Linked DNA regions of Homo sapiens: region 2 is linked to region 1. A link is an interaction called in ENCODE POLR2A ChIA-PET data of the cell type or tissue named here. Cell type or tissue: GM12878. All regions are shown on one strand. Each heading gives the region's core, and the rest is flanking DNA. Links, peaks and the distances in the headings are about the cores only.

The links. Peaks named below come from ENCODE experiments on the same cell type or tissue, not always from the same donor. Only the 100,000 strongest peaks of a DNase experiment are listed, where the experiment ranks them.
Region 2: POLR2A ChIA-PET joins it to region 1 with 11 read pairs; 7 of 35 experiments call an interaction of 5 or more read pairs at or near these places.

What each region holds. Positions count from the first base shown.
Region 1 is chr14:61,501,148-61,505,547 of GRCh38, reverse strand. The region is part of intron 10 of PRKCH (protein kinase C eta); the gene reads right to left. Among named protein-coding and RNA genes, the nearest start is that of PRKCH-AS2, 42 kb to the left of the region's middle. In GM12878, for the core only: no CTCF peak of the experiment used is centred there; DNase peaks (open chromatin) are centred at 1,615 and 2,167; H3K4me3 peaks cover 1,574 bases; H3K27ac peaks cover 3,376 bases.
Region 2 is chr14:61,744,645-61,749,044 of GRCh38, reverse strand. It overlaps HIF1A (hypoxia inducible factor 1 subunit alpha), which reads right to left. Exons shown (of 15, transcript NM_001530.4): 13 at 4,232-4,340; 14 at 3,228-3,354; 15 at 787-2,111. The coding sequence ends at 1,960. All of the region lies in intron 1 of HIF1A-AS3 (HIF1A antisense RNA 3), which reads left to right. It overlaps HIF1A-AS2 (HIF1A antisense RNA 2), which reads left to right. Exons shown (of 1, transcript NR_045406.1): 1 at 1-2,006. Among named protein-coding and RNA genes, the nearest start is that of HIF1A-AS2, 2.2 kb to the left of the region's middle. In GM12878, for the core only: no CTCF peak of the experiment used is centred there; no DNase peak of the experiment used is centred there; H3K4me3 peaks cover 3,772 bases; H3K27ac peaks cover 1,171 bases.

The sequences.
Region 1 (4,400 bases), core at 111-4,110:
CAAAATTGGCCAGGCGTGGTGGCACATGCCTGTAATCCCAGCTACTCAGGAGGCTGAGGCAGGAGAATTGCTTGAAGCCGGTAGGTGGAGGTTGCAGTGGGCGATAGAGCAAGACTCCACCTCAAAAAAAAAAAAAAAAAAAAAAAAAAAAAGAAAAGAAAAGAAAAGAAAAGACAAATCCTAGAGAGCTCTCTCACGGCTTCCACCATGTGAAGTCTCAGTGAGAAGGCAGCTATCCGTGAACCAAGAAACAGGCCCTCACCCGACACCAAATCTGCTGGTACCTTGACCTTGCACTTTCCAGCCTTTAGAGCACTGAGAAATAATTTTCTGTTGTTTACAAGCCACCCAATCGATAGTGTTCTGTCATAGTAGTCCAATGGAGTAAGAAATACTTCAGACATTCAGCAATGAAAGAAGTGGGGAGAGAGGTATCTGTCTCTTCACTTCCTTCAGCTCTATGAAATAAAACCACAAATAAAAGCTCACTTATTTCCTTCCATGTAACTTTCACAATTGGTAATTACTTTTACTTGTTTGTGTGCTTACACTAGAATGCCTGCTTCCTGTGGGCAGGGAGCAGGCCTATTGTGGTCACTATTATATCTCCAGGCAAAAAATAGGTCTCAATTAACATTTGTTGAATGAGTAAATGAATGGATGGATGGATTAATAAATGAATACAAACCTATAAAGTTACAGACAAATTTATACCTCATGTAAATATATTAACATCTCATATAAAGGACATAAAACAAGAGGCGTAAGGGAAAGGCAATTTCCCCCAGTGTGTCTCTGAAACTAAGGTAGTGACTGATGTTAAAAAATAAATCTGTTCTTAATGCTTTAGTTACTAAATTTCCTATTTCTGAACGAGAGGAGAATACTCCATCAAAGGAAAATGCTGGAGAAATTCCCCTCCTACAGAGGGACCCCTCTCAATTTGTAAAAACACCCTTTTTTGTTTGGTTCTACCATCTTAAAGAAAAAAAAGTAGAAATGCAGACACCTCTTTGTATGATGACCATGCAGTGTACCGCCCAAAATGGGCCTCAGACGGCTGGGTGCGGTGGCTCATGCCTGTAATCCCAGCACTTTGGGAGGCCGAGGTGAGTAGATGACTTAAATTCAGGAGTTCAAGACCTGCCTGGCCAATATAGTGAGACCCCATCTCTACTAAAAATAACAAAAATTAGCCGGGGGTGGTGGTGAGCACCTGTAATCCCAGCTACTCAGGAGGCTGAAGCAGGAAAATGGCTTGAACCCAGGAGGTGGAGGTTGCAGTGAGCCGAGATCGCACCACTGCACTCCAGTCTGGGCAACAGAGCGAGACTCTCTCAAGAAAAAAAAACCCAATAAACAAAATGGGCCTCTGAGAGTAAAATGGGTCATGAAGGGGGATTATGGGAGCAAACTGGGACTTTTCTGGGCAAATGATGACATGGGGTCTGACCTACCTCTGCAACAGGTAAGTTAATCTAAGCTCATTCAAAGTTAAAACAATTTTTTAAATAATTCTTCCATTTAAAATGTGTTGTTAATTGAACCCTTCTTATCTTGAACTCTGATGAGTTTTTATCTTGAGAATTAATTCTTGCAAAGTAAAGTATCTTGAGCTTCTCTGGTAAGTTTTTGATTCTAGAGTTATATCTTAAAACACAAAGTATAACACAGGTCACTTTCCCTGGATGATATATCAAGTGAGATACTGTGAAAATACTCTGCATGGTAAGCCCTCGACTCTACCTCTTTCTTTTTATGAAAACAGAATACATGGCACAAAGCACAGCTGCCCCTGAGACATGCTTCAGAGGTAAAGCGCTTTGTAACAGATTCACTTCCTTTCCCAGTGCCACAGAACAAAGATTACACTCAGCCTTCCTGGACATAAAAACTTCAGTTTTTCCCATTCCTCCTGCCAAAGCTGAAATGCCGAGAAATGCTGGGAACCTGGCCTGTGATTATACACACTTCATATTTTACATTCTGAAACCCCAAGGAATAAGCTGTTGAGAACAGAGTCCTATTTCTTAAATGGCAGTTGAACAGATACAACGCTCAAGCTCTGTTGAGCGTGGCTTAGTATTTGCATAGGCAGAAACAGACAAAGACTGCACAGATTCTGCCAGTCTGTGGGCACCTTCCCGGCATATGTGGCAGACCTCAGTTAACTTTTCTCACTTATTTCTGTTTGGTTGTTTTTTAACCTTCTGAATTACTCAACCAGATTCTTACAGGAAAAAAAAAAAAAAAACCACTAACACACATACAAATCAGTCACAGGGAAACTCAGTTACGGCCTCTGACGGGTTTGAACCTGTCTATTTGCAAATGAGAAAACAAAATTTCAGTGTTCTTTAGGCCAAAATAGTATCTACCCTGCTCCTTGGTGCAGCAATAAAATGGACAGCCCCACAGTAATCAGATTTTGGGTTTGCTTTTGTCAAAATTTTCCTCCTCAGTTTTGTAAGTTGATTTCACCGCCACAGTATATTTTTCTCAATTCCACCTTCTGTGTAGGAGTCAAAAAAAAAAAAAAAAAAAAAGCCTGCTTCCCTTCCTCTCTTACATTCATTCCTTTCCTTCAAGAACCAACCCAAGAGCCACACATCCCCCAGGAAGGGCTCGAAAGGGTGAATTCCATGACTCAGTGTCACCTGCCTTCCTCTGCTGCTCGGCCCCATTTCTTTGTCAAAGGAGTGTTAAAATCCTCACTCGGTGAACTTGGGAAAGGCAAGCTTCTAGCTGCTTGGATTAAAGACTGAATACCCCCTCTTGCTTCATTTGCAAGATTTGGGGCTGCTCCCATCTGTTCTTAGAGGGCAGGAGCTCATTTTTAATTTTTTCTCTCTTGACATTATTTGGGACAGCGCCCATAGAGAAAGGTGTTTGAGAACTCCCTGGTGAATAAGCAGTCCACTCTGTACAACAGAAGGCACTCTATAACCACGGTAGAAGTATGTGCTGCTACTCTTTAATCCAGTTATAAATAATGACTGGTGCAACTGCTCTACCTGGAGCAGTAGTGCTGGAAAGAAATCTTTCTTTGTAGCTTGTAACTGCAATAAACGTTTATAAGCCTGTTGCCTGATCTGAAAAAACCAGCACTTTCTCCAACAAGAGATAGCAGAATTATTTCCAGGACTTGAACTGTCACCCATAGACCCTTCTGATAAAAGAAAAGATTGAATGGGCATGGTGGCTCATGTCTGTAATCCCAGCACTTTGGAAGGCTGGGGTGTGCGGATCACGAGGTCAGGAGTTTGCGACCAGCCTGGCCAACATAGTGACACCCGTCTCTACTAAAAATACAAAAATTAGCCGGGTGTGGTGGCATGTGCTATAGTCCCAGCTACTCAAGAGGCTGAGGTAGGAGAATCACTTGAACCTGGGAGGTGGAGGTTGCAGTGAGTGAAGACCATGCCATTGCACTCCTGCCTGAGTGAGAGTGAGACTCCATCTCGGAAAAAAAAAAAAAAAAAGAAAAGAAAAGAAAAGAAAAGAAAAGATTGCCTACCTACTACCTTTCTTTAAGGATTTAGATTTCATCTCTCTAAAGACTTAGGAAAAAATCTCTGTTCTTCAGGTAGATAATATACCACCATTTGTTTTTCAACAGGAGACATTCAAATGCAGAGCTTGCATATGCATAGACCATTTCTGGAAGGACATATAAGGACATGTCTTGAGGAAGAGGAATTGAGAGACTGGGGACAAGGGTATGAAGAGGATTTAGCATTCACTGTAATCATTTTAGAACAGCTAAAAGTGTCCTTTTTATGTATATGCATTAATTTACATTTTAAAATTAAATTAAAGTGACACTGCTCTTTAGTCAATAAATGATACTGTGTTTCCACCCATCTTCTCATCACTTACTCCCCACCATGAATTCCTGCAGACAAATGTTGGCTCAGTTGCTAGAAATAAAACAGAAATGAAGACAAGAAAAAAGAAATATTGCCATGCCCTGTGCCAGAAATTGAGGGATAACAAATGAAATGAACAAAAAAGAGCTCAAGATGCAAGCCCTTATGTAGCCATGACAAATGAGGAAACGTACGAGACTCTTGGTGTAGCTTTCGCTACTGCTTTTTTTTTTAATGGGATTAAAATGAGCACACATCTCTCTTTTTTTCATTTATTTGTCTATCAGGGACAAACCATCCAGGTCAATATATGTAGATCTAATGTATTCTTTCTTTTAATTGTTGCATAATATTCCACAGTACGGGTATAACCATAATTTATTCAACAATTTCCTTATGGAATCTGTCTTTCAAGTAAATTCATTGTTTAATTTCCTTCCCTGGATCACTTTTCTTCTTAACAACTGATAATGTATATGGAGGATTTGCTGATGTCAGACACTGGAATAAGCAAGCCACATGAATTAATTT
Region 2 (4,400 bases), core at 211-4,210, 240 kb before region 1:
CTCAGTTCCTTTTGTTCAGTATATATACCTCAGGGTAAAGGACCTAAGGCTCTGGCACTTCCTACATAATTTGTTCATAAAAATAATTTTCTGTACCTGTAGGTGCAGGGATTCATAGTGATTTTTCTGTTTTAAAAAATATCTTTCTACACTGTCTGATTTTTAAAAATGAGATTATCAGTATAAAAGAAATACAGCTATTTTGTAAAAGAAAAATACAGGAGAAAAAGGATAAAGCTACTTTGTTTTAAAACGCAGTATCATTAAAACAAAAACAAACCAAATTTGTTCTAAGTTTGACTTTAGAGTCAGGAAACTTAAGCTTACATTTTTGGTCTGCCATCTATTACTTTTAAAGCTTGGGCAAATTATTCATTTGAAGTCTAAATTTATTAATCTGTTAATGGGAACAGATTAGAAATCTTCAGAGAAGCTCTAGCCTTTGTAACATTGTGACTATAATGCTGAGAACTGCTTCACTCATCCCATTCATATTTTAAAAATACTAATATTTTGTGTTTGAGCATTTTAATAGGCTCAGAAACTTAAAAATGATGTTTCTTTTCTAACAACATACTCTTTTCAATGGGATATTATGGTTGTTATTATTTAACATGACATTTAGGGACTCAACATACATTAAGGTGATGGCACTAAGATAAATGTAGAAATAACCAGTACCATGTAATTTTCATAAGTGCTTAAATTGTTGGTAAACAATTTTATGAGTTGGAGGTGTTGAAGCAAATATTATTAATATTTGAACATAAAAGCTGATCAAAGGGGCCTGGTCCACAGAAGATGTTTATTTGATGTAACAAAACAATACAGTTAGTGTTAGATCCAACCACAAAGAGCAAAAGGAATGAAAAATTTGTACAATGTACATAGAAAAAACAAGATATTTACTGTGACAACTATATATTCCTAAAATAATGCTTCTAAAATTACTCAATTATTGAAATCTACATGAAAAAAAGGATGTTAATAGCGACAAAGTGCATAAAATCAAACATTGTATTTTGAGCAAATTAACATACTAGGCAATTTTGCTAAGAATGCATGATTTTTTTTTTCTTGTTTACAGTCTGCTCAAAATATCTTTATACCAACAGGGTAGGCAGAACATTTAGGTTTAATATCAGTTACACAATATTAGCATAAACTTCCACAACTACATAGGGTATTGTTTTCTTTTGAGCTGGCAAAGTGACTATAGAAACATCAGATGATTTCTCTGAATTGAGAATTTTATCCAAATAAATGCCACATACCTTCTAGATATATGCATATCTTTCTATATTATGTAAATGGCTTTACCCATTTAAATAATAAACCATACAGCATTTAAGAATCATTATTATATGATTAACAATGTCATGTTCCAGGTTTAACAATTTCATAGGCCAAAAAAAATTTCTTCTTAAAAACTAGTTTTATAAACGCAGAATATATTCCATGAGTAACTGCTGGTATTTTTTAAGAAAATATATTGTGCAATTGTGGCTACCACGTACTGCTGGCAAAGCATTATTATTTATGTAAAATGTGAAAAAAAAGGTGTAAAAATTTTTCAACTGCCTATGATCATGATGAAAGGTTACTGCCTTCTTACAAAAATTATATTGGCATCTTCTTAAAAATAATTCGAAAAAGGGATAAACTCCCTAGCCAAAAATAAATAAATAAAAAGGTGCATTTTTTAAAATGATGCTACTGCAATGCAATGGTTTAAATACCAAAAAACTGAGAAAATGAGCTGTCTGTGATCCAGCATTAAAGAACATACTAAAAAAGAGCATTAATGTAAATTAAGTAGAAAGGGGATCAAAATTGAACTAACCAAGTTTGTGCAGTATTGTAGCCAGGCTTCTAAAATTAGATGTAGAAAATATAAATAGACTGCTTTAGGTAATGAGCCACCAGTGTCCAAAAAAAGGAATGAAATTAAGAAAAAGCTCAGTTAACTTGATCCAAAGCTCTGAGTAATTCTTCACCCTGCAGTAGGTTTCTGCTGCCTTGTATAGGAGCATTAACTTCACAATCATAACTGGTCAGCTGTGGTAATCCACTTTCATCCATTGATTGCCCCAGCAGTCTACATGCTAAATCTGAAAAACAAAAGAGATACCTAAGTATACATTCATCTAGTCAATGAATATTTATTAAACACCCACAATGTGTTAGGTATCATAGAAAATAAAGCAAAATTCTGGAAGGGTTTTTAGTTTACCTGGCAAAACCACAACTATGTTAAAAAGTAAGTATAATCCAGTGATACTGTTGCTGTGTCAGAAATGTTTACAGGATACAATAAAGGCACAAAGAAATAACAATTTGGAAAAAGGCATAAATATGGTGGGCATCAAAGCTGATGCCTGTAATCCTAGCACAGGCTGAGGCAGGAGGATCACTTGAGGCCAGGAGTTTGAAACCAGCCTAGGCAACATAGTGAGACCCCATCTCTACAAAAAGCAACCGGGTGTGGTGAGGCATGTCTGTAGTGCGAGCTACTCAGGAGGCTGAGGTAGGATGATTGCTTGAGCTTGAGCACAGGAGTTTGAGACTGCAGTGAGCTATGATCATGCCACTGCACTCCAGGCCTGGGCAACAGAGCGAGACCCTGTCTCAAAAAAAAAAAAAAAAAAAAAAGAAGTCATAAAAGTTCACAAATTTCAGCTTCTATCAATATTGACAGCACATGGACATAGAGAAATCAAAGAAAATTACTAAAAATGAAAAGCTCCACCTTGAAATGTTAATCTCTGTATTAAGACCATCACATGAAATACAACTGTACTTTTTTTTTTTTTTTTTTTTGAGGCAGAGTCTCACCCTTGTCGCCCAGGCTGGAGTGCAGTGGTGCCATCTTGGCTCACTGCAACCTCTGCCTTCCGGGTTCAAGCAATTCTCATGCCTCAGCCTCCCAAGTAGCTGGGATTACAGGCGCCCGCCACCACGCCCAGCTAATTTTTGTATTTTTAGTAGAGACGGGGTTTCACCATGGTGGCCAGGCTGGTCTCCAACTCCTGACCTCAGATGATCTGGCTGCCTCGGCCTCCCAAAGTGCTGGGATTACAGGTGTGAGCCACCGCGCCCAGCCACAACTTTACTTTTTAATCTTGCTAAGGAACCAAAGTCATTCTCACTTAGATTAAAGCTCCTAAATAAAAATGTTTCATGTATTTTGTCTTTGTGATGTTCAAGGTCAAAAAGAATAAACTAACCAGAGGGTATTAAAATAATTGTCTTTTGCTCCATTCCATTCTGTTCACTAGATTTGCATCCTTTTACACGTTTCCAAGAAAGTGATGTAGTAGCTGCATGATCGTCTGGCTGCTGTAATAATGTTCCCTATAAACAGTAAAGTTATTTCAAGTTTAGTTTGTTGAATTTTTTTTTTAAACAACCAAAAACCTTGAAATTGGTGTAAATTTAATAACATTATAGGCAGTTTCTTAAATACTACCCTAAATTATTTTGAATTCTTTCTTAAGTTATTTGTCATCCATTATGACCATTCTGTCTATAAATACTTTCCAGTTAATTTAGTTTGAAAATATCAGAATGTATTATACCACCATTGACTTACCCCAAAACATAGCAGTTCTTTTTTAAATATGAGATGGACTCTCACTCTCTTACCCAGGCTGGAGTGCAGTGGCCTGATCTCAGCTCATCGCAACCTCCACCTCCCGGGTTCAAGCTATTCTCCTGCCTCAGCCTCCAGAGTGGCTGGGATTATAGTTGTGCACCAACACGCCTGGCTAATTTTTGTATTTTTAGTAGAGACAGGGTTTCACCAAGTTGGCCAGGCTGGTCTCGAACTCCTGACCTCAAGTGATCCTCATCTTGGCCTCCCAAAGTGCTGGGATTACAGGCGTGAGGCACTGTGCCTGGCCAATAGCAGTTCTTTTAATAAGGCAAAGTAACTTAAAGGGAAGAGAATGAGATTGGTGGTGATATTCAGGGTGGAGTAAGGGGAGAACTTCACTTTTTAACTCAAAATACACTGGAATTGTTTGGAATTTTTATACCAAGAATGTATGTATTAAACATTTGTATTTTTAAAAACCAGTGCATACAGAGTAAAAAAACCCAATGTATAACTTCTGAAAATATAACTTTACTATTTGGAAGAAACGTGGAAACACACACACACACACACACACACACACACACACGAAATAGCACATTAGCTAGAAAAGCAAAACCTACTACTCATACTTACAATTCCTACTGCTTGAAAAAGTGAACCATCATGTTCCATTTTTCGCTTTCTCTGAGCATTCTGCAAAGCTAGTATCTTTGGATTTAGTTCTTCCTCAGGAACTGTAGTTCTGAAAAGAAAAAAATTCTAAATGAAAATATAGCGTTTTTAAAAAAAATATCCAGTGAGC